Regions from separate parts of the Mus musculus genome. Here all the other regions are linked to region 1. The links are chromatin loops, found by intact Hi-C in ENCODE. Cell type or tissue: heart. All regions are shown on one strand. Each heading gives the region's core, and the rest is flanking DNA. Links, peaks and the distances in the headings are about the cores only. Region 1 has its middle 18 kb from the start of Pif1. Region 2 holds the start of Zfp609 (zinc finger protein 609). Region 3 overlaps Snx1 (sorting nexin 1). Region 4 has its middle 12 kb from the start of Oaz2. Region 5 overlaps Trip4 (thyroid hormone receptor interactor 4). Region 6 overlaps Csnk1g1 (casein kinase 1, gamma 1).

What was found. A loop is a pair of places that touch in the nucleus more often than their neighbours do. Peaks named below come from ENCODE experiments on the same cell type or tissue, not always from the same donor. Only the 100,000 strongest peaks of a DNase experiment are listed, where the experiment ranks them.
Region 2: a loop joins it to region 1, with 4 times the contacts of the local background. A loop is called at or near these places in 4 of 42 quality-filtered maps.
Region 3: a loop joins it to region 1, with 2.1 times the contacts of the local background. A loop is called at or near these places in 2 of 42 quality-filtered maps.
Region 4: it touches region 1 in a loop (7-fold over the local background); 37 of 42 quality-filtered maps call a loop at or near these places.
Region 5: a loop joins it to region 1, with 7 times the contacts of the local background. A loop is called at or near these places in 30 of 42 quality-filtered maps.
Region 6: a loop joins it to region 1, with 2.7 times the contacts of the local background. A loop is called at or near these places in 3 of 42 quality-filtered maps.

What each region holds. Positions count from the first base shown.
Region 1 is chr9:65,602,564-65,607,607 of GRCm38, forward strand. No RefSeq gene overlaps it. Among named protein-coding and RNA genes, the nearest start is that of Pif1, 18 kb to the left of the region's middle. In heart, for the core only: CTCF peaks have their summits at 1,360 (motif pointing right) and 3,055 (motif pointing right); a DNase peak (open chromatin) is centred at 3,128; H3K4me3 peaks cover 308 bases; H3K27ac peaks cover 1,524 bases.
Region 2 is chr9:65,826,957-65,832,000 of GRCm38, forward strand. Zfp609 (zinc finger protein 609) reads right to left here and starts at 608. Exons shown (of 10, transcript NM_172536.3): 1 at 510-608. Trip4 (thyroid hormone receptor interactor 4) reads right to left here. Exons shown (of 14, transcript NM_001357872.1): 14 at 1,971-5,044. In heart, for the core only: a CTCF peak has its summit at 2,705 (motif pointing left); DNase peaks (open chromatin) are centred at 735, 1,265 and 2,695; H3K4me3 peaks cover 1,477 bases; H3K27ac peaks cover 1,480 bases.
Region 3 is chr9:66,085,470-66,090,314 of GRCm38, forward strand. Snx1 (sorting nexin 1) reads right to left here. Exons shown (of 15, transcript NM_019727.2): 13 at 4,059-4,139; 14 at 3,649-3,720; 15 at 2,658-3,100. The coding sequence ends at 3,050. Among named protein-coding and RNA genes, the nearest start is that of Snx22, 18 kb to the left of the region's middle. In heart, for the core only: a CTCF peak has its summit at 3,152; a DNase peak (open chromatin) is centred at 3,152.
Region 4 is chr9:65,661,538-65,666,581 of GRCm38, forward strand. No RefSeq gene overlaps it. Among named protein-coding and RNA genes, the nearest start is that of Oaz2, 12 kb to the right of the region's middle. In heart, for the core only: a CTCF peak has its summit at 2,841 (motif pointing left); no DNase peak of the experiment used is centred there; H3K27ac peaks cover 587 bases.
Region 5 is chr9:65,848,199-65,852,198 of GRCm38, forward strand. It overlaps Trip4 (thyroid hormone receptor interactor 4), which reads right to left. Exons shown (of 14, transcript NM_001357872.1): 12 at 3,169-3,260. Among named protein-coding and RNA genes, the nearest start is that of Zfp609, 23 kb to the left of the region's middle. In heart, for the core only: a CTCF peak has its summit at 2,236 (motif pointing left); a DNase peak (open chromatin) is centred at 213.
Region 6 is chr9:66,002,019-66,007,062 of GRCm38, forward strand. It overlaps Csnk1g1 (casein kinase 1, gamma 1), which reads left to right. Exons shown (of 14, transcript NM_173185.2): 7 at 29-263. Among named protein-coding and RNA genes, the nearest start is that of Gm22657, 52 kb to the left of the region's middle. In heart, for the core only: a CTCF peak has its summit at 2,563 (motif pointing left); no DNase peak of the experiment used is centred there.

The DNA.
Region 1 (5,044 bases), core at 569-4,568:
ACAAAGGCCAACACATCCCCAGTGTTCCTCTTACCCGATGATGACGGGAAATACCTGTCCATCTGGCAAGATCATCCTTTTTTTTTTTTCCCCATAAATATTGATCAGTCATCCCTCATGTGTTAGGTGCTGGGCTCTGCACTGTAGATCCCATAGTACACAAGACTCACATGGCCCACTTCAGGGTGCTGAAGGAGATCTACTACAAATGGGACAAATTGGAAGACTATGACCTAGAAACTATGACAATGGTACATAACCAGAAAAGGAGTTCAGGGCCCTCTAGGTGAACAGAACTGATAGAATGTGAATGTATATGTATATGCATATGCATATGTATATGTATATAGAGTATTTATGCCAGGCATAGTGGCGCACGCCTTTGATCCCAGCACTTGGGAGGCAGAGACAGGCGGATTTCTGAGTTCGAGGCCAGCCTGGTCTACAGAGTGAGTTTCAGGACAGCCAGAGCTATACAGGGAAACCGTGTCTTGAAAAAAAAAAAAAAAGTACTTATTAGAATGGCTTACAGGCTGGGGTTCAGCTAGTCCAACCATAACTGTCTACCAATAGAAGGCCCAATAATCCTGTAGTTGTTTGTTGTATGAGTTGGAGGCCTTGGCAGCTTTCTAGTATCTGCTAGAATCTTGAAGAAGTAGTCTCTAATGCTAGTGAAGGCATGGGCTTGTCAGAAAGAACGCAAAGACGTTTCCTTCTTCCGCATCCTTTATAAAGGCTGCCAGAAGGAGGTACGGCCCACATTAAAGGTGGATCTTAACTACCTTAAAAGATCCAGGTTAAAAGTGAGTCTCCCACTTCAAATAATCAAATTTAAGAAGGAAAAAAAAATCTGTCATAGGTGTACCCAGACACTTGGGTTCTAGTTAATTCCTGATGGAGTCAAGTTGAAAACCAAGAGTTGTTATCACAGATGGTCACGGAGAGGGGCTCTGAGAAGGGGACATTTGAGCCAGGACTAGAAGCAGAGCTGAAGGGGGCCCGGCAGGGGGAGCCTGTGTTCTGGACGCCCTCTCTGGCCTGGACTTGTTTCTAGACTGAACAGTCCAAACTAGCCCCTCCAGCCTTGGCTCAAGCACTTTTCCCCACTTAGGCTTTCTAAGCAGAATGGTCTATTCCTGAGTCTGAGCACACGCACTGGGCTGTCCTCAACCACAGGACTGTTTCCTGCATCGGAAAGTCTCTCAGGATAGGTCTCTCAGGATAGTGGTGGAACACTGGCCTCTCCAAAGCACAAAGCTACTGTAGACTATGGAGTGGGGCAGGCAACAGCAGGGGATGAAGGAAAGAGAGGATGCAGTCGGGGCCTACATTGTTAAAGAATGCTGTTGCCTCTAGGGGGCACTCTCCTACCTGTCTCCATCCTACTAATGGATTTCCCAGTCCCACTTTCCAATAGGAGGGCTGCACAAAGTCAGGTGGATGAGAGTAAATCATTTTTTAAAAAGATTTGTTTATTTTACATATGTGAGTACAATGTGCTGTCTTCACACACCAGAAGAGGGCATCGGATCCCATCGCAGATGCTCGTGAGCCACCATGTGGTTGCTGGGAATTGAACTCCAGACCTCTGGAAGAGCAGTCAGTGCTCCTAACCACTGAGCCATCTCTCCACCCCAACCCACCCCATCCCTTGAACTTCCGATCCTCCTGCATTCTCCTTTGGAGTGGTGGGATTACAGGGTACATCACTATGCTGAGCTTATGCCGTCTGGAATGGAACACTGGGTCTCTGGAACGCTAGCTAAGTTACGTGCCTAGCCGGGTGACGGTCTGCTTTCAAGCAGGCCTGTCCTTAAGAGGATGGCATGAAAACTCACCAGGTGAGTCAGTCAGGAAGCAGGCAGGAGATAGGCTTGCCACAGTGCCTGACACTTCTCAAAAGTGCCTCTGGCAGAGAGGGAGCCCTAGTTTTGGCTGCTTGTTCCCTTGCCTCAGTGACCCCTGGGATCTCCATCTGAGGTGGCTAATAGTTTAATAAATCGCCTCAGGATGAGGCTGATCTCCTGGTCCCAAGAGACCTGGCTGAGGTACTTTTGTATTTCCACAGCTCTCAGCACAACCATTTTAAAAAGTGGACACTCGGGCTGGAGAGAGGGCTCAGTGGTTAAGAGCACTGACTGCTCTTCCAGAGGTCCTGAGTTCAATTCTTTTTTTTTTTTTTAAGATTTATTTATTTATTTATTTATATGTAAGTACACTGTAGCTATCCTCAGATACCCCAGAAGAGGGCATCAGATTTTGTTACGGATGGTTGTGAACCACCATGTGGTTGCTGGGATTTGAACTTGGGACCTTCAGAAGAGCAGTTGGCGCTCTTAACCACTGAGCCATCTCACCAGCCCCCTGAGTTCAATTCTTAACAACCATATGGTGGCCCAAAACCATCTGTGATGGGGATCCAATGCCATCTTTTGGTGTGTCCGAAGACAGTGACAGTATACTAATATACATAAAATAAATAAATCTTTAAAAAAAAACAAAAAACAAAAAAAAATGTGGCCACTTTAAAGAAAAAAGTGGACACTCTAGCCAGGCATGGCTTTAATCCTAGCACTTGGGAGGCAGAGGCAGAGGCAGATGGATCTCTGAGTTTGGGGTTAACCTGGTCTACAGAGTTAAGTTCTAGGGTAGATAGGGCTATACGGAGAAACCCAGTCTCAAAAAATAAAACCAAAAAGACAAAAACCAAAAAACCCAAACAACAAAAAATGACCAGATGCTGGTGACACACACCTTTAATCTCAACACTCAGGAGGCAGAGCCAGGTGGATCTCTGTGAGTTCTAGACCAGCCTCTGTACAAAGCAAGTTTCAGGGACAGCCAGGGCAGTTACAGAGAAACGTATCTCAAAAATAAAATAACATAAAATAACAACACCAACCAATCAATCAATCAATAAAGAAGACACTCTGAACATTTCATGGACTATGCGAGTATAATCCCATCTCCTGCCTGGGTGGGGTGGTCAGCTATTTAGGACGCTATGCCTTGTAAGACCCTGGTATATCTTACCCATCCCTACTGGCTACTCCAAGCACGTAGACCACTAGAGGGCACCAAAGAATCAAGTTTTCCCTGGAGCCTGCAAATCCTTTTGTCCCGAAGTCTCCAGCCTGAGTGGGGCACACCCTCACCTCAGGAGCTGGGGGCGGAGTCGGTGTTGAGCTAGAAGGGGTTTTGCTGTTATTCAGAAGCCTCCACTGGGTGTGTGCACAGGAGCTCATGTTTAGGGTTCTTTAACCCCCACCCCTTGTTCTTTTTCTGGGGGGAGGGTGGGACTACTGTTTCTACTTTATGGAGAAAGCGCCCTGGTGTATGAACAGCTAGGTACCTGGTCAAGGCTGCGGTTGGTAACCGGGTCTAACATAAGCCCCAGTTACAGGGTTCACAAAGGCTGATTCCTGTGTTTTAAGCACTGGCTCTCCCTTTTTTTTTTTTTTCAACTGTGACTTCAGAGGTTCAGCTTAAGTCCTCTGAACCCTGTTTTGATCATCTGTTGATCAGCCAGTCAACAGAATCAGAAAGACTGGGCCTGGAGACACAGCCTTAGAGTGCACCGCCTTTAACTTCAGCATTTTGGAAGTAGAGTCAGATAAGTCTCTGGAAGTTCAAGGCCAGCCTTGAACTTATCTCAGTTAAACAAATTAAATTCCCGAAAGGCACCGGGTGGGGGTGGGGGGTGTCAAACTGGGGCTAGCAAGAGGGAAACCCCCCAGATTGGTTCTTATTACCTAAAGACGCTACTTCCTACCTTATATACCTACGCTTCCCTCCTCAAACAGGGGCTAGCTGCGCATGTGCTGCTGTACAGACCAGCCCACCTTTCGCTCCTCAGCCCCTTGGCCTCAGCTCCCTCCCTTTGCCTTTCAGCATCCCTGCAGATGTCTGCCACATCCCCAGGTGGCCCTTCACTTTTTTCCTCACTGGTGTTGGGTTCAGGAAGCAGAGAACCAGCTCACCTGGGGAGATTCAGAGTGAGGCAAGCATCCAGTTACTTACAAGCCGGGGCAGGGAGAACAGACAGGGGCAGGCAGCCCAAGGTCAGGACCAAAGCTCTAGGAACCAGTGTCAGGGAGTCATAGCACTGTCTGCTTTGCCCTCTATACTTTTTCCACCCCTGGGGTTTAAAGATCATGCCATCGGCTGGAACTGTGGGGTTGTGCTCGGTATAAAAAGGCTGTTCTGGCCCTGGAGAAGCCCTGCTCTCTCCTCCACCAGAGCTGCCTCCTCCCACCCCTCATCCTCGGCCCTGGCACAACACTCCATGCCTATTTAAGGCAAATCTCCTGATCTTTTAAATAACATTCGGCTCCTTGTGAAGCAGGCAGGCAAGGCCAGAGCTTAGGAAAAGGGGGTGGAGCACTAACCTCTCAGAGGATGGGGTGGGGCAGAGCAGGATTGGGGAGGTGCAGATGTGAATCTCTCTCTTCCATAGGGTGTCTTGGGAAGATCTGAGTCCATCACTTCCAGCATTTCATTTGGTTCTCAGGATTGGCTCAAATCCTGGAGGGAGGCCCTCCCAGAATGCTACAGTGTGGCCCTAGCTGGGGTCCAGGTGGGAAGAGGTAGGATTCTGGATGCAGGACAGATGTATACATAGCTAGCCCTGGGTGAAGGGACACAACTAGAGTGGCCAGCAGGGAAAGTGGGGGAGTCTGCAGGAGGACTGACCACTAACTGATCCCACTGACAGCCCAGTTTATGAAAGACAACTGCTATTTGATTCTGTAACTCAAGGCTCAGAGAGTCCAAGAGGCCTGCCAAGGACAACACAGCTAGTGAACACAGGGATTAATGTTTCTTCCCTGCCCTGACAGGTTTCTTTTGCTTGGGGTACATGACAGTAGTCCGGATCCCAGGCCAGGCACCATTTAAAGCCCACTGACATTCCGTGTTTGTCTTTCTATCTCCTTGTGTCCCCACCCCCCCTCCCCAGATCACCATTCCTCTTGCCTGTATCTCTGCCCTGGGCTTCCTGGATTCCTTCTTTCCCCTTTTGCTCTTGGTATTTTTTTCCCCAGGC
Region 2 (5,044 bases), core at 587-4,586, 220 kb after region 1:
CCTCCATCTTGAAGAAAAGGACAGGAGTAAAATGTGACCTAAGACTGGAAAGGCGCACACACCCACAACCTACTGCCTGCACGCTCCCAGCCACCTTGCTCTCCTTTCCCGGGTCGCGCACACGTCCTGCTTTCAACCCTCCGCTCCCGACGCTCCCCTGAGTCCCTAACGAGCCCCAGTCGCCCCGGGGCTCCCTCGGCAGAGCCTCCGAAAACTCTCTGGCCTGCCCCTACCACCTGGCCAAATCAGAGACTATCCCGGGCACCGCCACCCTCAGCCCGAACCGCCCGGGCCATGCTTTGAACTTCACCTCAGGCCCCCTCCCCCACCCACGCAACGACCCCGCTTTCCCCGCACACACCTTCCCCTCGCTCCGCCCCGGCCCCCCCAACCCCCACTTCCTCCGCCGGGCGCCGCTGCTCCGGCGCCCTCCGCGCCCCTCGGCGCCGGGCCTCCCCCAGAGTCGCCTCCCCCTCCCAGCCCCGGCTCCACACAAAGCTTAGACTCACCGCGCGGCCGGTCCCGGGAGCCGCCACCTCCGCCCGCCCGGGGCCCCGGGCCGCAGAGCCACCACTGCTACGCGTCCCGGGCCGCCATCTGGGCCGCGGCCCCTCCCCCTCCCCGCCCCGGCTCTCCGCCCCTCCCCGCGCCGCTCCGCCCCGCCTGGCCGGGGCCGCTGTGTCCGGGGCTGCGGGTCCCTCAGCTGCCGCCGCCGCCGCCGCCGCCGCCGCCACCGCCGCCGCCGCCGCCGCGATCCGGGACAACCAGGGCAGCCTGGAAGACCTGGACACTGGATTCTCGTGCTCTCGGATCCGGATTCCGTGCGCTATGGAGTCTGGAGCGGGCGAGTGCACGAGGAAACCCGGAACCTGGATGCAGGAGCTAAGTCCTGGGTCTCTAAATGCGCGGTAGCTGCGAGCCCTGAGAAAAGAATGCTGGAAAACCTGGCGGGCGGGTCGAAACTAAGATAAGCTCAGAAGACCGGGCTGGACAGTTTGAACCCAATGCTCTCTCCTCGTGCAGATTCCTGGCTGGATAAGACTTCTCACCGAAAAGTCTCTGGAGAAGCGTTAGCTCTTAAATACAGATGTTTTCTATCGTGGAAAGAGGAAAGATCATGGGATCTGAACATGAACCTTTCTACAAAGAACAGAAGACAAGTGCACAGCTCTTAACTGTCTCATCCATTTTGCCGCTTAGTTCGGCAAACTATTTTAAGTAAAGAATTTAGGGTGGGGGTTGGGGGGGACAGGACACGTGTCGTGGCGCACGTTTGCAGGTCAGCCGACAATTTGCAGGAGTCGTTCCCTCCACCATTTGGTTTTAGGGATCAAACTTAGATCCTTAGGCTTAGCAGCGCGCATCTTTACCCACTGAGCCATCTCACTGGCCCTCAAACTCCTTTTTTATTCAATGTCTTCAGTTTTTCTTTGATTATCGTTTGTTTTCCTCTAGAGTACCTGTGTCCCTTTCCACCTCAACATCCAGTATCACTAAATCTTACTGCTTTTTAACCTTGAGCCCGTTTCTGCACTCCATCTCACCATTCTGTCACTATAGATTGTGACTTTTAAATCTGTTACCTATCTTAAGGTTGCCCAGCACACCATCTACACAGCAGACATTCTGTTCTTGTGAAATTGAGCCCTCCCACCAGTTGCTTACGAAACTGCTTCATGACCTAAGACTTCCACCTCCTACCATAGCAAACCAATGTTTATCCAATTCTCAAGAACCCCCATCATGCCCTTCCTGTGTCTGAGACCATTTTATTCAGCTATGCAGTTACCTTTATTCTCTTATCCTAAGGGCACTCTTCACTGGTGCCATTCACAGTAGCATGTGACTTAGAGATCGAGTGAGTCATAACTTTGCTATCTTCACAGAAAGAAAAGGAGGGTGGGAGAGCTGACAGCTTAAAGATGAACGCTAAGCCCAAGCCCATCTAGTCTAGGAAAAAGTAATTCCCTCTTGGTCCATAGATAGTTTTATTGGATAGTAAAGGGACAGAACTGATGACTCAGAGTGGCGGCCAACTTACCAATCTATACTCTATATTACAAAATGAGGGCTTAAACAGAAAGGAAAAACAGGGTTTAGTGTTCCATATCTCTGTGATTTAATGAAGGGTTAAACATTGTAGCACTAGACTAAAACAGTTAGGGGACAAGGAAACAGTTCTACTTAGCTTTTAATCACAGTTAGCTGACTCTGACTAAAGACAAGGATCTAATGTATAAGACAGTAAGAGAATCTCAAGTTTTGACTTCTTGTATCTCGAGAGCAAGAATTGGCAAACTAGTAGCCCAAAGAACAAATCAGATTCACTACCACGTTTTGGTAAATCCTGTAAGTTAAAAACTAATTTTTACATTTTAACAATATTTAAATAAAAGAAGATATTTTACAACACAAAAGTTATAAGAATCTGGTGTGGTGGTACAGACTCCAGCACTTGGGAGCTTGACGCTAGAGATCTAAAACTTAAGGCTAGGCCTGGGCTTGAACTGGGTTACACAGACTGTCTCAAAAAAGTGTCTACAAACAGTTTCCCTGGCTGTAGCCAAGCTTTCTTGCTCACATTATCTATGGGTGTATTTGCAGTACCACAGCACAGCTGAATGGTTTATAAAACCAAAGCCATTTGCTGTCTGACCCTTATGGAATTGGAATGACTTTGCTAACCCCTGCCCCCTGCTGTTCAGAAGTCTCTAGCCACATATGAGCTACTAGGGCACTCAAGGTAGGATGACTGAAGAACTGAGTCTTTACTTAAATTTTAATTCTTTTTTTTTTTTTTTTTTTTTTTTTTTTTTTTTGGTTTTTCGAGACAGGGTTTTTCTGTATAGCCCTGGCTGTCCTGGAACTCACTTTGTAGACCAGGCTGGCCTTGAACTCAGAAATCCGCCTGCCTCTGCCTCTCGAGTGCTGGGATTAAAGGCGTGCGCCACCACGCCCGGCTTTTTAAATATTAATTCATATTTAAACAGCATGTGGCCAGTGGTTACCATATTAGGCAGCACTACCCTAGAGATCCACCTGCTTCTGCCTCCCAAATGCTAGGACTAAAGGCATACAACCACCATGCCTGACTAGACTCTTCTGAAGTCTTACGCAGTGATGTGCTTTTCTCTTCATGCCCAGGTCTTCTTTTCTGACACATCTGTGGATTTAGGCACCTCCCCCACCACCCCACCCCACCCCTGCACCCTCCTTTTTCCCTGACTCCAATCTCTGGTATTTTTTTACTGGGATTTCTTTCTGGGTTTTCCCATTTTCACAACTGAAATTCAACATCTGATCAATTTACATTTCATCTCCTGAATGAAGCCACATTGTATTCACACATGCAAATGGACGTTTATCCAAGTTCATTGTGACGTAGGATGGTACTGTTCTTTTTCCTCTACAGGCGAAAAGTAGAAAAGCTCTCTGCAGGCTGCATGGATCCCTTGTTGCTGTTGGAGCCTTCCATGTGGATCACCTCCTCCCAAACACATTCACAGACACTGAGAATAGCAGATGTGTGCTTGCTATTTGAATCGCAAGGAAGAAAATATCCTTTCTCTCTGGATTGCCTTCCCTCCTCCCAGCCTAACAAACTGAAGTTAGCTGATTTCTCTAGTTTAGTAGCTGAGCTGGTCAAGTGAACAGCCCCATGCCATCTAATCTTGGCTAGGCCCCACACAACATTAAACAAATCTTCTAAATTAAATGGCCACCACATGAATGGGTTATAGGAGAGACAGTAATTAAAATGGAAAAAAATTAAATGTCATAATCATATAAGTCCATAGCTATACTTATTTGTAAAACTAATCTCTGTAGTGTCTCACATTTACATGCTAGGGGGAAAATAGGTTTACACTAAAATTTCAGTTTAAAAAGAAAAGATAGGACACTTAGTTCTTTATTATCTTAGTTCTGTATTAGCTAAAGAAGCAACAAAAACCCAAATTCTTTTTATGTTCTCCTTTGTGATAGGGACTTACTATATAAGAGATAGTAAGAGATCAGCCTCCCCAGTGCTGGGATTAAGGTGTATACTATCACATCTGGCCAAATTCTTAATCTATTCTAAACACTTCACTAAAGATAAGGTCTCATCAACGCTGACAAAGCCCATAGTTTCCATCATTCCCTACTGTGAGCTCATACAAAGGAAACTGAGTCTTGTCTGGGAAAAACAAAAAGAAAAAGCCAATTCCTTTACTGTATGAATTAATGGCATCTTAATTCAGTCATTCAAAAGGGAACACAGAAGCTACAACAAAAAGGCATCTCGGAAATTCAGAACTTTCTTAGGCGAAACTGCCCCAGAGTAACAGGGTCAGAGTGAAGTGTCATAATACACTAACAAGCTATTCTTGGACAAGCTTGAACTCAGGCTACTAAGAATTTCCATCTGACTTTAAAGTATACTATTCATCAGTGAGCAACTGAGGGCCATCTACCCGCAAACTTCTCCCACACTTCCTCCCTTGTGTCTCAGCAAACAGAAGAGAGACCTTATACTACCACTGCCATGTAAACCAAAGACAGACTTTCCCAGCCTAACCATGAAAAGGAGAAGTTTCCGAGTAGCTCTGCCATTTATTTATGTGGTTCTGGCTGTGTGTTTGAGAAGCTGAGGTGGGTTCTTAGAAACTTGCAAAGCTCGGGCAGATGAGCTCATCTGTTGACATTCCTGACTTTTTTCTTTTAAGGTGTGCATTCAAATTACCCACATAGAAAAAACAATCCATACTCTTCTGTGTAAAGGCTGTCTTCAAATAAAAGAACAGAGAACTTCCAACCCCTTCTTTTCTCTTCCCATCCTACCTTTCAATTTTATTGTGATATTAAGAAAGCCAGACAATTTCAGCATGGAATTCAAGGTGCTACTACTTGGTAAACTATTAACTACATAGTAAACACAGTTTTGCTTTCAACAATGGTAAGGTTTCCAAGAGGTCAAAAAGACATCTCTCACAATAATAAATGCCACTAACTGTCCTCTTCCACTTTATACACAGAGGTCCAACAGAACACGAGAGAGAATACT
Region 3 (4,845 bases), core at 846-4,845, 480 kb after region 1:
AGGGTCATGCCCAGGTAAATGCAGACTTCTCTCCATACCTTTCATCTAAAAGTCTCGAATGTGCCCAGCCAGCTCATTTGGTAGAGTATGAGACTCTTAAAAAGGACAGCCCTCCCTGAGAGCAGCATGGAGTAACCCCTCTTCTCAAAGCTTTCTTTCTCAGCGTTTCCACAGTGAGCATGTGATGGCCCCACCCACCCAGTATTCTTTGTTTGAGACTGGGTCTCACTATGCAGCCCTGGCTGGCCTAAAACTCCATGCAGGGTAGTCTGGAGCCAATGAGATCCTCTGGCTTCTACCCCCTGTGTGCTGGGATTAAAGGCTTGTATTACTATGCCTGGCCGCTTAAGTTTATTTATTTTTATGTGTATGTCCACAGAGGCCAGAAGAGGGCCTTCATTCTTCAAAAATGCCATGGTAATTAAAGACCAAGGCAGGTGGAGGAAGTCTTCCATATTAACAGACTCATGGACTCCACCCAGCATGCAATCATATGGCAGTCTTCGTATAACTCATGATCCTGGACAAAGAAAAAGAATGGCTACAAGGACACTCTTTAGGCAATGGACAACTTTGAGCTATGTATTAAATAACTCTTATACTATTAAACCTTTTAAAAATGTGTGTGTAGGCACCCGTGTATGTGTGTGTGTAGGTGTCTGTGTGTGTGTGTGTGTGTATGTAGGCGTGTGTGCATGTGCGAGCAGGTGGATCCCTGGAGCTGGAGTCACTGGCAGCTGTGGGCTGTCCAGTGCTAGTGCTGGGAACTGAACTTGTGTCTTCCGCTGGAGCAGTCTGTGTTCTTACCACTGAGCTGATTCCCCAGCCCCCGACTTCTTGGTTTTAACAACTTTATTTAAATTGTGATGGGATAGTCTTGTTCTTATGGAACTGCACACTGAAAATTTGGGGTAACTGGTAACATCTGCAACTTACTCTCAAATGATTCAGAAAATACATGTAAATACTACAGATAAAGTGTGTTAGGTATGTTGGTGCACACATGTATCCCAGCACCTGGGAGGCGTAGGCAGGAGGATGAGGAGTTCAAGGCCAGGTTTGACTACATAACAATCTCAAAACCAGTGTGGACTACCAGAGAGCTTGACTCAAAAGCAAACAAACAAACCAGCAAGTGGGGTAAAATCTCAACGCTGGAAATTTTCATTAAAAAATTCAAGTTCTTGGGCTGGCGAGATGGCTCAGCGGGTAAGAGCACTGACTGCTCTTCTGAAGGTCCTGAGTTCAAATCCCAGCAACCACATGGTGGCTCACAACCACCCGTAATGAGATCTGATGCCCTCTTCTGGTGTCTGAAGATAGCTACAGTGTACTTACATATAATAAATAAATCTTTAAAAAGAAAATACAAGTTCTTTGTGAAATTATAATAAGAGTTGTCTGACCCTTCCTCAACCAAGGATCCAGCAGTCAGTGAGTGATGAATCTGAATTATGGTACTCCATAGAAACCTGTCTATTTGTTTTTGTTTGAGACAGGGTCTTACTATGTAGTGTACTAGGATTAAGTGTGTTCTTTTCTACACCCAGTCATGGAAGCCTTAAAAATGACATGGTTACAAAAGGTGTAGAGGGAAAATGCTTGTGACATACATAATACCGAATGACCAAAGCAGGATCCAGAACCCGTTGTGTAATTTTAACTATGTGAAAGTTAGATGGAGAAGGGACCGCCGAGATGAAGTCACAGTGTAGTGGCCCGGGGAGGCAGCTGGGGGCAGACCACCTTTTCTGTCATTCAAATGTTGACAGGACAGGACAGGACAGCTGCAGCTCAGCATTAGCACCTGCTCCCGTGCCAGCATGAGAACAAGAGTCAGAGCTGTTCCCAAGCTAAAGTGCCCACTGGCAAGCAGGACATCCAGGGGCTTCGGTGTGGGGCATCTCTGGACAACTGGGGGCTGGAGAGCAGGATCCCCACAGCAGCATTCTGTCCTTTCCTCTCACCAAGGAGCCTCCTACCCCTCTCTAGCTTGTGCCACTGGGGCTGTAGGCACTGCTAAAGGCAAGCCCAGCAATGGCTGGTCTAAGCACGCCTGGCTTGTGTACATGCACTCGGGCTCTAGGGGACATACTCTCTTTCAGACACACTTTGAAAGGCTTAGGTGCACTGAGATTGCCATCTGGAGGGATAAAGCAGCCAGTCTTTATACAGGAACGGAACAGCTCTTTGGATGAGGTGCCTTCCCTTTGTGTGGTGCTGGGGACTGGACCCACATCCTTCACATGCTAAGCGAGTACATGCCCAGATGCTAATGAGCAACCTCCCTCCAGCCTGAGTCCCTGTTTTGATAGGAAGAAAAGGAGGATTAGAACATGTAATAGGCCAGAGAGCTCTTCAGGCCTAGGGAAGCAGGGGCGAAAGGCTAGGTTAGCCTCTTTTATAGAACAGGCTTTAGAGTCGTAAGTCTGTCTTGACGCTACTTCCTACAGGAGTAGGAACAAGGCTCAGGCAGACTGAGATGCTCTGAGCAGAGAGCTGAGGCAGGTAGTGAAGAAACTCCAGTTGCACAGGAAGGCAGCACAGGCCTTCAGTGCCTGTGGAGGGAAACCTACTAGAGCCAGCAGCTTCTTGGTTAGGAGTCTAGACCTTCCCAACTGCTTTCCAGCAGAGAGCAAAAAGTGCTACCATGCCCAGTCCTGTGACATGATTTTCAAATATTTTATTACATAATCTTTCATGGCACCATCAGGAGTAACAGAAAACGTTATTCCCAGTTCCTAAACCACATCCTGAAAAATATACATTTGTATTTATATATTTATATCAACACTCCACCCCAACCTATAATTCCACCACCTATTGTAGGTCTTTTGCTTAAAGCAGGAAACTATTCTCTTAGGTAAGAAAATATACGTGGAAGCTAAATGAAATGTTGGTTAGAGTAACTGGGAACAGTTTGTCTGTGGGGCAGAGTGGAAGGGCTAAGTCCAGCCAAGGCAGGGGCATCAGTTAGGGTCCATCGAGGAAGAAGGACAGTGTATAAAAAGGCAGCGTCACGAAGGTAGGCTCTGGTGTCCTTGGTCCCTCAGGAGATGGCCTTTGCCTCAGGAAGGAAGGCTTCCCAGTATTTTGCCAGCTGCAAAGAAGTGAGGAGACAGTAAGCAAGTGCCCCACCTAGTGGCAGAGCAGAGCCTGAGCTAGCCCGGGAGGGAGGCAAGTTCAGTGTGGGGCACCACAGCCACCCAAGAGGAAGGTGTGTGGGGCAGATGCAGAAGCCACATTCTTCCTCCTCCCTCTGGACTTAAGGAGGCATCAGTTTCTGTCCCAAGTTCAAAGGCAGTCTCAGTTTACACCTCACAATGGCCCATTGTTCCACAGATTGGTTAGCGCCTCAGAAACCAGAGGGGAAGCCGGTACCACAGGGTGGGCACTCAGGGTAAGGCAGTGAAAGAGGAGATGAAGGTCCCTGAAAATAAACTGTAGACTGAGGGCAGCAGTGGGAGGAGAGACGGCTCACTGGGTAAAGAGGTCAACAGAGTTCCCCTGACTGAGGTGGAGCACGAAAGCCTGTTTTCAGTTATCAACGACAGCAGAGCCTCCCCCATCAGAACCAAAGTCCCATATAGACAGCTGTCATTTGGGGCAGGAAATGAGGGGCCAGAGCTGTGCACATTACATACATACCTGCTGCTGGGAATGTAGGAGTGTCTCCAGGTACTTCATCACGTGGTTTTTGAAATCCTTGGACTTCTCTTTCTGTAAGAGACAGGATTCTACGCTGACCTCCCAGTCAGTGGTTCCTTCCCGTTTTGGGATGGTGGTGTTTACTGCTGACCAAGGCCAAGCACACACTTGGGAAGTAGAGTCAGTAACTTTAACAGTGACAGTTTCTGGCCAAACAGTCTCTGCCAAAGCTCTGCAAGCTTTCTCTGCGGGCAAGGAGAGTGGTGGGGGGGAAAGGACACATAGCAGCTCCTGGCTTTGCTTTGTGTGTCATCGCGTTGGTACAGCAGTAAATGTAAGATAGCCACCATGCCTCAGAAACCAGAGAGCAGATACACAGGTGCACACAGAACACATGGTTTCTAGCTCACCTCAAATCGTGTCACTTCCTTTCGGACAACTGTGGAAATCCTTTCAAAGTCCCTTTCATACTGAGTCACCCGAGATTCCCACTAGGAAGAGGAAAGAGAGGCTCACTTAAGGTCTGGATGGAGCTCAGCAGCACAGTGCTCCAGTGTGAGAGTCTGGGTTTGAGTTCAGTACCACAGATCCAAAGGGCGGGCGTGTGAGGTGCGCAGTGTCATTTAATGTCATGGTGCAATTCTACAGGAGACCTCACTGGGTCCTAACATCTTTCTGCCCCTTTGGGGAGGATGAGATACCTAAGAGTATGGTATGGAACTGCATACCATAGCCCAGCAGGCAACGGGAAACGATGGCCATGTGTCTCTGGCCAAGCTTAGCCTTTGAGAAAACTCTAGCACCATAGCAGACTCTGATTCGGGAACTCAAAGATACAGCACAAGCCACAAAACCCCTTAATTTATGTCTTTCCTAGACAGGCATGTCTGAATCACTTAGGTAGCTTCTCAAAGATTCATGTAAGGAGTTAGAGTCTTAACATTTTTTTTTAACTTTTACTTATTTTATTTATATGAGTACACTGTAGCTGTCTTCAGACACACCAGAAGAGGGCATCAGATCCCATTACAGATGGTTGTAAGCCACCATATGATTGCTGGGAGTTAAACTCAGGACCTCTGGAAGAGCAGTCAGTGCTCTTGACCACTGAGCCATCTCTCCAGCCCAAAGAGCTAGTTACCCCAGGGATTAAGAGCACTGGCTACTCTTCCTGGGGATCCAAGTTCAAATCCCAGC
Region 4 (5,044 bases), core at 482-4,481, 59 kb after region 1:
CCTCACTGCTATGTGATCTTGCCATGCAAGCAAGGGCCCTCCCAGCCTGCAGCTCCTTCGAGCATGGAGAAAAAGCTGTGTTTGGTGTTTGACAGTTCCCTCCTGGGGCCAAGTCATGGTCTGACCTACTTCAGCTGTGTCAAGATCCATTGGGTCTTCCCAAGGTGCTGAATTATTTAGTTGGGGCAGTTGGGTCTTCCTGAGAGGGACAGAGAAAGCTATTCCATAATTTAAAGGCCCCATGCCTGTGACTTCAGGGGAGGAGGGGTCTCTTTCACACTTCACTGAGCAGAGCCCAGGCCTTGGTCTGAGAGAGGAAGGGGAGGTGCTGCACCCTTTCCAGCTGGAGCTTTCCTGAGGCAGGGCCTCGGCAGAAAGACCTCGATGGACAGACAGCTGGACTTGGGTTGAGTTCACAAGCAGATCCACCCAAAAATCAAGGAGCTGCCTGGCAGGGGCATGGTAAAGCTGGACTCAGAAGCAACCTCATCCAGAGTGCACGTGCTATGCTGTTCAGGAAAGGCTAGCAGCAGGTGTGTCATGGGTTCTGTCAACCTGACACAAGCAGGATCATCTGGGAAGAGGGAATTGAGAAAAGCCTCTGTCATAGTGGTCTGTAGGCACATCTGGGACGTTTTCTTGACTGACTGATGTGGAAGGGGCCAACACACTAGGCAGTGGTCTTGGACTGTACAAAAAATCAGGCTAAGCACCCCCTTTAGACTCCTGCTTCAGTTCCTATCTCCAGATTGATTCCTGCCTTGGAACTTGTTATGTAGATCAGACTGGCCTCAAGCTCAGGGATTCCCCCTCTCTGTGCCTCCTGAGTGCTGGGATCAAGGTTGTGTGCCACCACCACCTAGCTGGGTTTCAGGATTCAAAAACGGGGTCCTGCATTCCTGTCCTGATGTGAAGTTTATTACAGGTACATATGAGAGGTGTGTCTTGTGATCACCATCAAAGTCCTTTGAAGCAAGAAATGTGTTTTCATCTACTTTTTATAGCTATGGGAACTGAAGGTAAAAGCTCCAACGGGAACTGACAAAAATGGTTCTAGCGGATAAAGCTGTTGGCTACCAAGCCTGACATCCTGAGCTTTCTCTCGGGGTCCACATGGGAGAACCAGTTCCTTCAGCTCGTGCCCAGACCTCCATATGTGCACAGTGCACACATCTTCAGACAGCATATCTTTTCAAAATCCCACAGAGGGAGATGACTCAATAGGCAAAGCACTTGTTTTGCAAGCAAGATGACCAGAGTTCAGATCCCCAGAGCCTGCATAAAAACTGTGGTCTGACTGTAACCCCAGGACTGAGGAGGGAAAAGGGGGATCCCAGGTAAGAGGCCTATCAGGAGGAACTGAACCTGCAAGCTCCAGGTTCAGCAAGAGACCTTGCCTCTTATAGTGCAGAAGACCCGGATTCTTTTCTCATTGTCCATACCAGAAGCTCACAGCTACTTGGAACTCCAGACTCCCCCCTGACTTCTTAGGCACCTACATGCACAAAGTACTCTTTTCTTTTTTGTTTTGTTGTTGTTGTTTTTGAGACAGGGTTTCTCTGTATAGCCCTGGCTGTCCTGGAACTCACTCTGTAGATCAGGCTGGCCTTGAACTCAGAAATCCGCCTGCCTCTGCCTCCGGAGTGCTGGGATTAAAGGCGTGCACCACCATGCCCGGCCACAAAATATTCTTATGTATACATAGGCACACATAATCTTTTTAAAAAAGTTTTGTATGTATTTGTGTTTTAAGGACGTGTTTCTGCAAACCATGTACATGACTGGTTACCTGCAGAAGTCAGAAAGGGTGTCAGGTTCCCTGGAACTCGAGTTGTGAGCCAGCGTGTGGGTGCTATGAATCAAACACAGGTCCTCTACACCAGCCCAGGCAGATAGACAGACAGACACACACACAACTCCAGTGAAGCCTGCACTTGGTGGAAGATGGAGAATAAGGTGTAGTTTCTGTTCCTTAGAATGGCATGTACAACGAGAGACCCAGATGGCTGAGCTGTTCAAGTGAGGAACACCCAGAAATGGGAAGAGTTAGGTGCAGGGTTGTCATTCTCCCTCCTGGTTTCCCAGGACAGGGTCACTTGAATCAGAGACTTCTCTGATGGGTCTGTTTCTATCTAAATTCAGATCCACATTCCTAGAATCTGCAACGTGTTTCCTGGAAATCAGCTCTGCTCAGGGAAGGAAGACTGGAGGAGATACTATTAGAGGGTTATGAGGTGCAAATGGGGAGCCAAGGCCTCTGCTAAGATTTCCTCAGTACTGCACTCTCTCGTGTGTGCTTGCATATACATTGCATACTGATGGCTGCAGTCAGCCCAACCTGGCTTTCAGGCGCTTCAGGACAGGATTTAGCTCTGTTCACTGGAGATGGCAGTACCTTCTTAGGAAACTTCAGGGTGATCCTACTCCAGCTGTTCTTGCCTGTGTTTGTAGGTGTGGTATACTCTGACCCCAGGAAGCTCTATTTAATTTATTAGGGTTTTTGTTGTTATGTTTTGTTTTTTTTTTTTTTTTTTTTGGTCACGGTTTTTGTTTGAGACAGTTTCACATAAGCCCAGGATAACCTTGAATTTGCTATGTAACTGTAGATGACCTTGGCCCCTGACTCTCCTGCATCCTGGTACTAAGCTTGCAGCCATGCCTATCTCTTATCCTCCTCCTGCCTCTATCCTAAGCCCACGTGTCTTTGTTGCATCCTGTCTCTAAGTCTCCAGCCCTTGGTCTTTCCCTGGTGGAGGGAAGGTGAGGTTACTTTGTTCCCTTCACTTTACCTTGAAGGTGATGGCTGAGGCGCCATCTAGACCACGAGGCTGGGGTGCCCTCTTCTGGTGAAAGAGCTCAAAGCCATTTGATTGCTTTCCTTCCAGGACAGACTTGGACTATCTGGACCCCTGCTCCAAAGCTCTCAGTTGAGAAATCACTCACAAACATGGACCACTTCCTGGATATGTGCATGCTTTGCATTCTAGACAGCTACATAAACTACTGATCCTGTGGACACAACTGTGTTAGACCCCACGATATCTGATTCATTCAGCAGTCTCGGCTCACGGGTAGAGGCGCTTCAGCTCTAAGAAGCAGAGAGACATGTCCAAGTCCAAGTGCATTCAGATATACAGAGCTGATAGAAAATCCAGGTGTTGGGGGTTAGAGAGATGGCTCAGTGGTTAAGAGCACTGATTGCTCTTCCAAAGGACCCAGCTTCAATTCTCAGCATCCACATGGCAGCTCACAACTGTCTGTCACTCCAGTTCCAGGGAACCTGACACCTTCACACAGGCATACATGCAGGCAAAACACCAATGTACATAAATTAAAATAAATCATTTAAAATTCAGGTGTCACAGATCGGGTTGGGTGAGATATGTCAGCTTATGCCTGTAATCCCATCACTTGGGATGCAAAAGCATAGGGATCGTTGCAAGTTCAAGGCGACCTGGTTGACATTGTTAGTATCAGGCCATGTGGGTAACATTCTACCTCACTGACGAAATGCCTGGACATCGTTAGTAATGACTGGTCATTTGCCTTCTAACCATAGCTGATATTCCCAGAGTTTATATTTTCTTGTATCTGGTAGACTTTTTGCCTGCCTGAATGACAGAAGTAGACCCCTCTGGTAACTAAAACTTGGAATGTCCCCTGCCAGCCTCCCCAGTGCCACTTTGCATTCTATGCAGTGGCACCTCACAGTGCCACTAGGTGTTGTTAATTTCACCTTTGCAAACATTCCTGGGTTACTGCCTGGGAGAGTCCAGCACACTTGGTAGTATCTGACACATGGCAGCTAACTGGCTACTTCACTTCTGAGACCTTGTTTAGGCAAGCCTTCTCCCATCTGGCCATGTGTCCTCGGGGGAATATGACTTCTCTGAGAGTCCCCACCCAGTGAAAACAGTGGGAACTTTCTGAAGGCACAATGAAATGCCCGAGGCACTAACGTTCATGTTCCTGATGTTTTCGGTGGTGAGCTATGATAGAGGAGCTGTTCTGAGCCAGATGCTGGGTGTCTGGGTGTTTCCCAGGACAGATTTGCGCCACCCTGTTCTTCATGAAGTTCTAGGCTTGGCCAAGAGTTGCACTCACCGGGCCTGTAGGGGCCAGAGAGGGAGGCAGTCCTAACTGGAGGGCAGGACCCATGCTGAGCTGTTCTCAGGCCCTCCTGCTCAGGAGGGTGGGGCCCATGCAGCTTAATATTTTTCTATAGAAAGACAGTCAGAATTTAATGTGAAAATTCCTAATCTGTTGGTAACTAATCAAACAAACAGAAACTAACAAAACAAAAATCCATGAAAGCAAGCTGGCCATATGGCACATGCCTGAATCCCAGTGCTTGGGAAGCAGAGACAGGCGGGTCTTTGAGTTTGAGACCAGCCTGGTCTATAGAACGAGTTCTAGGATAGCCAGGGCTACGCAGAGAAGCCCTGTCTCAAAAAGATAAACACCTGAAAGCCGTTCTGCGGGTTACACTATGCTTGTTGCTCTTTTAGGTTTTAGTCTGTGCAGTGAAGTCTGTGGACAAAGATCTGCCTTCAAGTGCTCAGTCTGTGTGTGACAGCCCCCCGTCCGTCCACAGTAACTGTTCATAGCTGGCAGAGGGCCATTCGCAAAGGCTGCTTTATCTAGGCATCTCACCTTTACCCGCTGGATGGCCACCAGGGGGCAGAGGCAGAATGCTGGATACGATTTGTTATTTATAGTGTGTGTATATTTGCTTTGTGTCCTGTTTTTTAGAGACTGGGGTGGGGTAGTTGAGATAGGATTTCACAAGGCTCAGGTCATCCTTGAACTCTCTGTGTAACTGAGCATGACCTTGAACTCCTGATCCCCTTGCCTTCCTATCAGTGCTAAGACTGGAGGCCTGTACCACAGTGCCCTTTAAAGAATTGTACTATTGGACCAGGCTTGATGGCACACACTTTTAACCCAGGGTTTGAAAGGCAGAGTTTGAGGCCACCCTGGTCTATGTGGTGAGTTCCAGGACAACCAGGGCTCTTTGGAGACACTGTCTCATGGGGGGAAATTT
Region 5 (4,000 bases), core at 1-4,000, 250 kb after region 1:
CACCAACTCAAAGCCAAGACTGAAAACTTGTTAGGTCTGGAGAACTGCTCACAACCACAGCTGCTAATGGTTATGGATTTGGCAATCAAAATGTCTTTGTTAAAAAAAGTTTTAACTGCCTTGCTATTGAGGTTACAAACCACAGCCTTGATGCATTGTTGCAGTCAACATCCTCCCTGCTGCTCTGGAGCTCTTACATCTGCTGCTGGCAGATAAAATGCTGGCAAACAGCAGGGGCTCCTTCCAGGGGAATACAGGAGAAGGAGAAGCTCAGAAAGGATGGCTCTCATCTACCTAGCTCCCCTCAGCATGCAGCCCTTTCTCTGCACTTCTTCCCTGTCTAGGTTCATCCCCTGACATTAGTCAGAGGAGGGTTGAGGGTCTAGTGGGATTTTTTTTTTTTTCTGGCAGAAATTAGACATGCGGCTAAACTGGCTTTAAAGGATAAAAGGAAGACAAGTTCTTACGCCTGTTCAGCACATACTTTTCAAAGGACACTTAACAATGTCATGAACTTGATTTTACTTTTTTGGGGGGTGGGGGAGCGTTTACAAGACAAGGTTTCTCTGTGTACCCCTAGCTGTCCTGGAACTTGATCTGTAGAGCAGGCTGGTCTCAAACTCAGAGATCCACCCGCCTTGGTGTCTCAAGTACTGGGATTAAACGTGCGTACCTTCACTGCATGGTGATTATTATAACTATGGAATAAATCCTTTTGTTCTTATTCTTTTAAATATTTATTCAGGTATTTTATGTGTTGTGTGTGCTCTGCATTGTATGCCTGCATGCCAGAAAAGGGTATCAGATCCTATTACAGATGGTTGTGAGCCACCATGTGGGTGCTGGAACTTGAACTCAGGGTCTCTGAAAGAGCAGCCAGCGCTCTTAACCACTGAGCCATCTCTCCAGCCCTCTGCTCTTAAAGAGAACTAACTGGTCAATCTAGTACATTTTAATTTATTAAAGACAGGGCAAGAATGTGAGGTCAGAAATAAATTACCCAGTTTCTTTGGGGAAGGAAAATGTTAGCAACAACAGAATGCTGAAGGAGAATGTGGTCCAAGTCACATAGGAAATTAGTGTCAGCTAAAAAAAAGGGTTGGTAGCTCCATGGTTTTTCAAGGAAAATGAACTTCAGCTAGTTGATAAGAATAGATACTGAAGATATGGGGCAGACACTGTTTCCTGGATGGTTCTTTCTCAATAAACTGAACTTACAAAGGATAAAGGAAAGCCTGGCATGTACATTCTAAATTGTGCATGCCAGGGCTACAGGTCTGTAGTATGTAAACAGGCAGTGGATGTGTGTAGAAGGGGAGAGGGAAGTAACTCAGTGGTAGAACATTTGCACAAAGTCCTGGGTTTGATTACTAATACGTTTCAGGGAGAAAAATGTTTAGGAACACTGTACCCTATTATCTGTTTCTTGGAGAGCCTTAATTGATACTTGCATATTAAAGGCTCTGATAAACTCTATGGAAAACAAATCTGTTTAACCCAAAGATGTCTCCCAGATGTGCACTAACTTTAGGGAACACCTACATGAAGTACTTTGTGAAATCCTAGGGATAGGAAGTTTTCCCCCCAATACCAAGAATTAGGCTAGGAGGGGTAGAGCACTTGCCAAGAATGAGCAAGGCCCCAGGTTTAGTCAACAGTACCATGTAGTGAGAATTTTGATTTCTTTAAAAAAAAAAAAAAAGTTTTCATTTTAACCCCAGGTGCAGGATATGAGCTGCTTCAGCCTGTCCACAGCAGCCTGTCCACAGCAGCCTGTCCACAGAGCTGACTATGTTTTGCCTCGGGCTCTAGCAAGAGTGTGATTTCACTAGCTATAGATAGTTTCTGCAATTGTTTCAGGACAGCCAGAGCTACATAGTAAGATCTTGTCTTGAAAAAGAAAGAAAGCCCAAGATATTTAGGAGACTGGGAGAGCTCTGTGTTGGAGAGTCTGATTAGAATGCAGGGAGCCCAGGGTTTATTCAGCACAGCAAGGGAAATGTCCAGACAAACAAATTTACTGAGCAAAAATAAGTTGCATGCACAGAAGTAGAAGCCCTAGTGCTTAAATTAACTGCTCAAAGAAAAGGAAAACAATACTGTCTATAAGACTTTTTCTGCTTTAAGGACGAATTTGGCTGTTTTGGAATTCCTGCCTGTCTGAGCCCAAACATACTCTACATTTGAGGCATTTGCTAATGAAATTAAAGTTCTTTAGTGCCCTCTACTGTTTAAAAGTATGTTTTGAATCATGTCAATTTAATGTTTAGCACTTTAAAAAAATGTTTATTTATATATATATGTTCATTTATACACACATACCTTCCAACATGGCTCAAATCAAACTAAGTTCACACATACTGTCTATTGAGTTCAATGGTCTGGAAGAAATGCTTCAGAATAAGCCAAAACGGAGAGAGTATCCATGCCCAATACCCAATCAAAATAATATTTTAGGGTCTCTTCATTTCAAAAAGGAAATATATTTGTTTTGCTTTTTGTTTTGTTTTGTTTTGTTTGAGAAAGGGCCTCACTAGTAGCCCTGGCTGATCTGGAACTTACTATGAAGAACAGGCTGGCCTCTAACTGACAGAAATCTACCTGCCTCTGCCTCCAGGTATGTACCATCAGGCCCAACCTAAAAGAACTTACACTTCCTTTCCTGGACTTCAATGGCAGCTTTTTTCCCCAGAAATGGATATGTGTTGCTTCTCTATACACTGGAAGCCAAGCCATCTCTAAGTACTTCTGTTTCTGACCTAATCCTATTCTTTCTCGATTTTACATGTGTTAAAATATTTCCCTGGAGCGGGGGTTGAGGGTGGGGGGATGGTGGGGTGGTGGTTACATGCCTGAAATCTCAGCACTCAAGAGTCAGAGACAAGAGGATAATCAAGAACCCAAGAGCTGTACATACGTTCCAGTTCAGTCTGGGGCATGGCTGAAATCAAAACACTGCAGGGTTCAGTACAACACTCTCCCCTGGAAGGCAGAGGACGTAGGGTTTTAAATCTGAAGCCAGCCTGAGTTATGCCGGGGGGAGGGTGTGTGTCAGTCCTTTCTTCTCATGTTTAAATTACTAGAACCTTACTGTCTTCAGTCTGTTAAGAGGATCTAGAGCCTGTTAAAACAGCCAGCATCTGCCCACAAGAAGAACTCAATACTCACCTGCTCCTGAAATTGTTTCTGGGACAAGCAATCAATAAGGTCCACACAGCCCAGAAGACAACCCGACGGATAGTCATTTGGAAACTCCACATCTAAACAGAAAACAACAAAAGGACTGGATAAATCTCTTCTCTGTGACCCTGAAACTCAGGAATCTGCTTTCAATTCTGAACACGTAACATTTTCCATCATCTATTTGTAGAACCAAAGGAAACCAGGGAAGTTTTTATATGGCACAAATGCTTGTATTTTAATGAGAACCTAACAAATGACTAGCTTAGTTTACTATCCACATGCTAAACTTGGTAGCTTTTACTATTAAAACAAAAACCAAAAAACCGTTCATTTACCATCAGGTTCAAGGAATCTACAAGTTAATTCTGAACAAATTAATTCTAATGTTCTCACAACTGGATCAGATTAGAATCTGGTGGTGTGATGGTTAGCTTTAACTCTCAACACAACCTACAATCATGGAGGAAGAGTCTCAATGAGAAAGAGATCTTCAACATCAGGTTGGCCTGTGGGAATGTGTGGTGTGGTGTGGGGTGGGTGGTTCATAAACTAACTGATGTAGGAAGCCCCAGCCCACTGCAAGCAGCTCTGTTCTAAAAAGAGTGCTGAGGTGTGTGAGAGTGGAGATGAGGGACAGGCCGTGGAGCGTGGTTATGTGTTCCTGACTGGATGTGATGACTGACAGGAGCACTTACTTCAAGTTCCTGCCACTGTGACTTCCCTGAAGCAATGGACTGAAACCTGGAACTGTGAGCTAAAGCAAACTCTCTCCTCTAAGTTGAGTTAGGTTAGTGAATTTTATCATAGCCAAAGAATA
Region 6 (5,044 bases), core at 451-4,450, 400 kb after region 1:
TTCCATTATTATTTTTTCTTTCTTTTAGCTTTCTCGAATGGAGTATGTACACTCAAAGAATCTTATTTACCGAGATGTCAAACCAGAGAACTTCTTGATTGGCCGACAAGGCAATAAGAAAGAGCATGTAATACACATTATAGATTTTGGACTGGCCAAGGAATATGTTGATCCTGAAACCAAAAAACACATACCTTACAGAGAGCACAAAAGTTTGACTGGAACTGCGAGATACATGTCTATCAACACACATCTAGGCAAAGGTGCGTTGAAAGGGGCAGGTTATGTGAGCATCTTCTTCCCATAACACTGACTATGCATTACACTGTGAGTTACAACTTGTACCATCTGCTGCATCATAAGGTAAGTGACATTTTTTGTACTTGAGAGAGTGGAATGGTAAGTTGGTGATGTTCTCATATATCTTAATTCTGTGTTTTCTGATGCTTCGTTCTTCAGCAGTTTAAGAGTTATTGCAAGATGATAGTAGTATTTGCATTAAGTAATGAGACTTGTATTTATTTACTTGTGTATGACTCTGTACACGTAAAAGGAGGAAATCAGGCCAGGCCTGTGTTAATGAAGGGGTTTCACTAAACATGGGTGCTGGGACAGGAGAGATGGCTCACCAGTTAAGAGCACTGGCTGCTCTTCCAGAAGACCAGGTTTGGTTCTCAGCACCCACATGGCAGCTCATAACCAGCTGTAGCGTTAGTTCCAAGGAAGGAATCTGATCTGTTCTGAACTCTTTGGGACCAGGAACACATGTGGTACACAGACATACATGCAGGTAAAACATGATGTGGATAGTATGATTAGCCCAGTAGGTTATCCCTCATGGCAATTATCTTTATTATTCTATAAAGTATGTTTTGAGCATCTACCCTGTATGACAGTAGAGCACTTCCTCGTGTTGGTGTTCTGCGATTGCCACTGGAATTATCTCCAAAGTTAGGCTTCATGAGCCCAAGTGCTCTTCAGGTCAAATCTAATATGCCTTACCATTAGGTTTGTTCTCCATTTCTCTACATATTGTAGCGCGCTCTCTCTCTCTCTCTCCCCCTACCTCTCTCCCCCTCTCTCATGGTGTATGTGTGTGTATCAAGACAGGGTTTCACTATGTAGCCTTGAACTCAGAGATCTGGATACCTCTAACTCTCAAATTCCGCAACTAAAGACATGTGCCCCTGTGTTGATAAAAATTTTTGTAATTGGGTATAGTAGCATACACCTTTAATTTCAGCACTCTAGAGGCATAGGCAAATGGGTCCCCACGTTTGAGACCAACCTCATCTCCATAGCAAGTTTTAGGCCAATTGAGATTACCTAGTGAGACCATGTCTCAAACAAAACATAACTCATAAATGCTATCTCAGGTATCACACACTAGAGAAGTGTCCATGGGAGTTCTAATATTGTTGGCTTTTAAATGTGTAATATTTTTTTAAGTTGTAATGAGGGAGGGAGACCCTGGGAAATATATTGTCAAATAGCTCAGAGAAGTGCTCTTCACTTTGTAATGGAAGTTAGCAAAGGAAAAGGTGTTCTTCCTGGCACTACATCAGATGAGCTACCTCTCATTGATTAAAACATCCCAGCCCAGGTTTAAAACCATTATTTAATGGCTAAAATTAGAGAACACTCTTTCTTTGAGCAAAATACAATTAGCCTAAAATTGGGGTGTTGTGCCTGTAAAGCAAACACATTTTTCTTATAACCTGAAGGGAGCCTCCACCATGTTGAAGACATTTGTGTCTTGTTCATTTCCTAGTAGCGAAACCCTTCTTTGAAAACAACAACAACAACAACAACAAATCCACTGTGAAAAGTGAGGAGGACCTACCTATTGCATTACAGTGCAGACTATCCAAGCAAGTATGGAGACAGCACGTGCTGGTTTTCATTTACATTTTAAGACCTAGCTGCAGACAAACAGAAATGAAGATTTAAGACCTAATAGTTTAATATTGATTATTTTAAATTTTTAGAGCTCAGCCAGGTGGTGGTGCACACCTTTAATCCCAGCACTCGGGAGGCAGAGGCAGGTGGATTTCTGAGTTCCAGGCCAGCCTGGTCTACAGAGTGAGTTCCAGGATAGCCAGGGCTACACAGAGAAACACTGTCCTGAAAAACCAAAAATAAAATAAAATAAAATAAAATAAAATAAAAATAGATAAAAATAAATTTTTAGAGCTCAAAAATGATTTTTCAAATTACCTAAAATGGCCACATTATTTTCACATAAGAAACTGAGGCCCAATGTAGGTGGCTTGGCTGCATTTTCACTTTACTAGATGGTGTTAATATGAGTTAATAGGAACAGTGAGCACAGACCTAGGTCTCACACCTACTTTAGGTGTCATAGTTTCTCTATTCTGTGTCCCAGAGCAATGCTTTTTTTTTTCTCCTCAGGACTTACAGAGCTACATCATTTGTGTGTGTGTGGTGTGTGTGTGTGTGTGTGTGTGTGTGTGTGTGTGTGTGTGTGTGTGAAAATTGTAAATCTGTGGAGAGCTCGCCCTCTAGTGCTCACTTAGCTACAATTGAAGCATTCGCCTAGGGAATTTTTTTATCCTCCCCAGGCTTCCTGTTACGTACAGGAAACAGATATAAAAGCAGAGGTGTGATGCCGTGTGGGAAACTCTCCCACTGTGCTTCCCTGTCTGTCTGCTCACCTCACATGCTCTGCTCCTCTCCTCATTTCCTATGCTCTGTTAACAAACTTTTTGTCTGACTACTTGTTTTCAATCCCATAACATTTTATTGCAAATTTCAGACACCTCACGTAGGCCAAACTGTCTGGAGAGCTTGTGTTTTCTTACATCCTTTTAAACGCTTTTCCCCTCCTTTTATTCTTAGTTTTAATCCAGGACCTGTTCATTCAAGGAAGACCCTTCACAAAATTATGCCCCAGTCATGGGTGTCTCCTTTTTTTTTATTAGAAACTGCCTTTTCAAAACCCTTTTTGTCAGGCATAGTGGCCCATTTCTGTATTCTCAGCATTGTATAAGCAGAAGGCAGGAGGATCACCAGAAGTCCAAGGCTTGCCTGAGTTTCATAGTGAATTCCAGGCTAGCCTGGTCTACCAAATGAGACATCATCCTCAAAAACAAAACAAAAAGTTAAGGAAAATCCCCCTTCTGTCATAGTACTATTTATAAAGTTGCCTTTTCAGACAGGGTCACCCTCAAATGAAGAAGGTGAGCTGGAAGGTGTATGATGTAGGAACTGTTTAGAGGGCAACTATGAAGTAGTAGCAAGGAACAGTGATATGCACAGGTGACAGTAACAGAATGAAAGCTTTTAAGTTGAAACAGTTCATCTACTCTGTAGAGTACTGTTCATTTTTATGTTGTTAAAATATTTCTTGTTTATTTGACGTGTGTGTGTGTGTGTGTGTGTGTGTGTGTAAATCTATATTACTAACCCTCCAACTCCTCCTGGACCTCTTCCAACAATGCTCCTCTCACCTTCATCTTTTCCTTTTCTTCCTCCTCCTCTTCTGAATAACCCACTGAGTCCAGTTAGTGCTGCCTTCAAGAGCATAAGCCAAAATAAACTGACTTCCTCTTCCTCCAGCAACCATCAGTTGTCATTCACTCCTCAGCTGAGCCTCAGGAGCATCCCCCACCCACACTGGAGTTATTGGCTGGCTGCTGTAAGTTGATGAGTGCAGTGGCCATGTCCTGTCCCAAAGACTGTCGTTTATATAGCACTCTTTTCCATCCTCAGCCTTTACGTTCTTCCCACACCTCCTTCTGTGATGCCCTTGAGCTTTTCTGGAGGGTAGAGATAGCCCACTAGGGGAAGCACTCAGCAGTTTGGAGTCTCTCAGAAACTTTTCTGGCAAAAGTGGAGAACAGCACTAATATATGGGTCTAAACATAAATATTTAGTAGGCAGCTTGACGTGTCTTTAAGTAAAAAACAATAGCAGGTTTCCCACTTAGGCCCATTTCCAAAGAGCATGACACTTTGACCAGGTTTACAGTATCACTACTCATTCCTTCTTGTGCAAGTTTCCCATAATTTGAGACAGCAGCTATGCTATGTTGTGCTGTATTTTTAGTCTGTGACTTTCCCAGCCTAGATGACAATCTTGGATTTTACTTTGAGTTCAGAAGATTAGAATCAAGTTGAAAGCGATAACTAAGCAAAGTGGTGGGACGTAGTCCTGTAATACCAACACTTGGGAAGCTGAGGTACAAGGATCATGAGTTTTAGGCCCACCTGTCTTAAATAAGACACATTCAAGGTAGTCTCTTAATTCTCCTTATGTGTATACACACACACACATACACATACATATCCCCGATTCCAGCCAGGGTATCATTTAGTCCAAGCTGGCCATGAACTCACCAAGATCATCTGCCTCTGCCTCTTTAGTGCTAGGGTTAAAGATGTACACCGCCAAGCCCAGCTGTAATCTCTTTTGGAGAAGCTCTAAACTTGGCTAAAACAAAAAGTAAATACAAATCATGCCTGTACTTTGAACACTTGAGAAGTGGAGACAGGATGATCATCCTGAGGTACATAGCGATTTGAGACTGTCTTGTGCTACATTAAAGCCTATCTCTGTAAAACAAGAACAATAAATAATAAATGCCTTGATGAGCCATAACTGGTAAGTTCAAAGTAGATGCATATACTAGTTAGTATTTAGTGTTGACATCCAAAGATCTTGTCAACTATTCCATAGTTACTAACTTATCTTCCTATTTCAAAGGAGAGAAAAGCTAGAAACGTAGTCAAGTTCCAAAGACAGCAACTTGTTTTGTGTATCCAGAGAGGACACTTTTAATGTTAAACCGTTTTTTAGTTTTAAGGTGATTGTGGAATACTTGGTTCAAGTGGGATGTTAACCAAGAAGTGATATATTGTTCTCTGCTGACTTGAAACTAAAGTATTGCCGGGTGGTGGTGGCATACGCCTTTAACCCCAGCACTTGGGAGGCAGAGGCAGTCAGATTTCTGAGTTCAAGACCAGCCTGGTCTACAGAGTAAGTTCCAGGACAGCCAGAACTATACAGAGAAACCCTGTCTCGA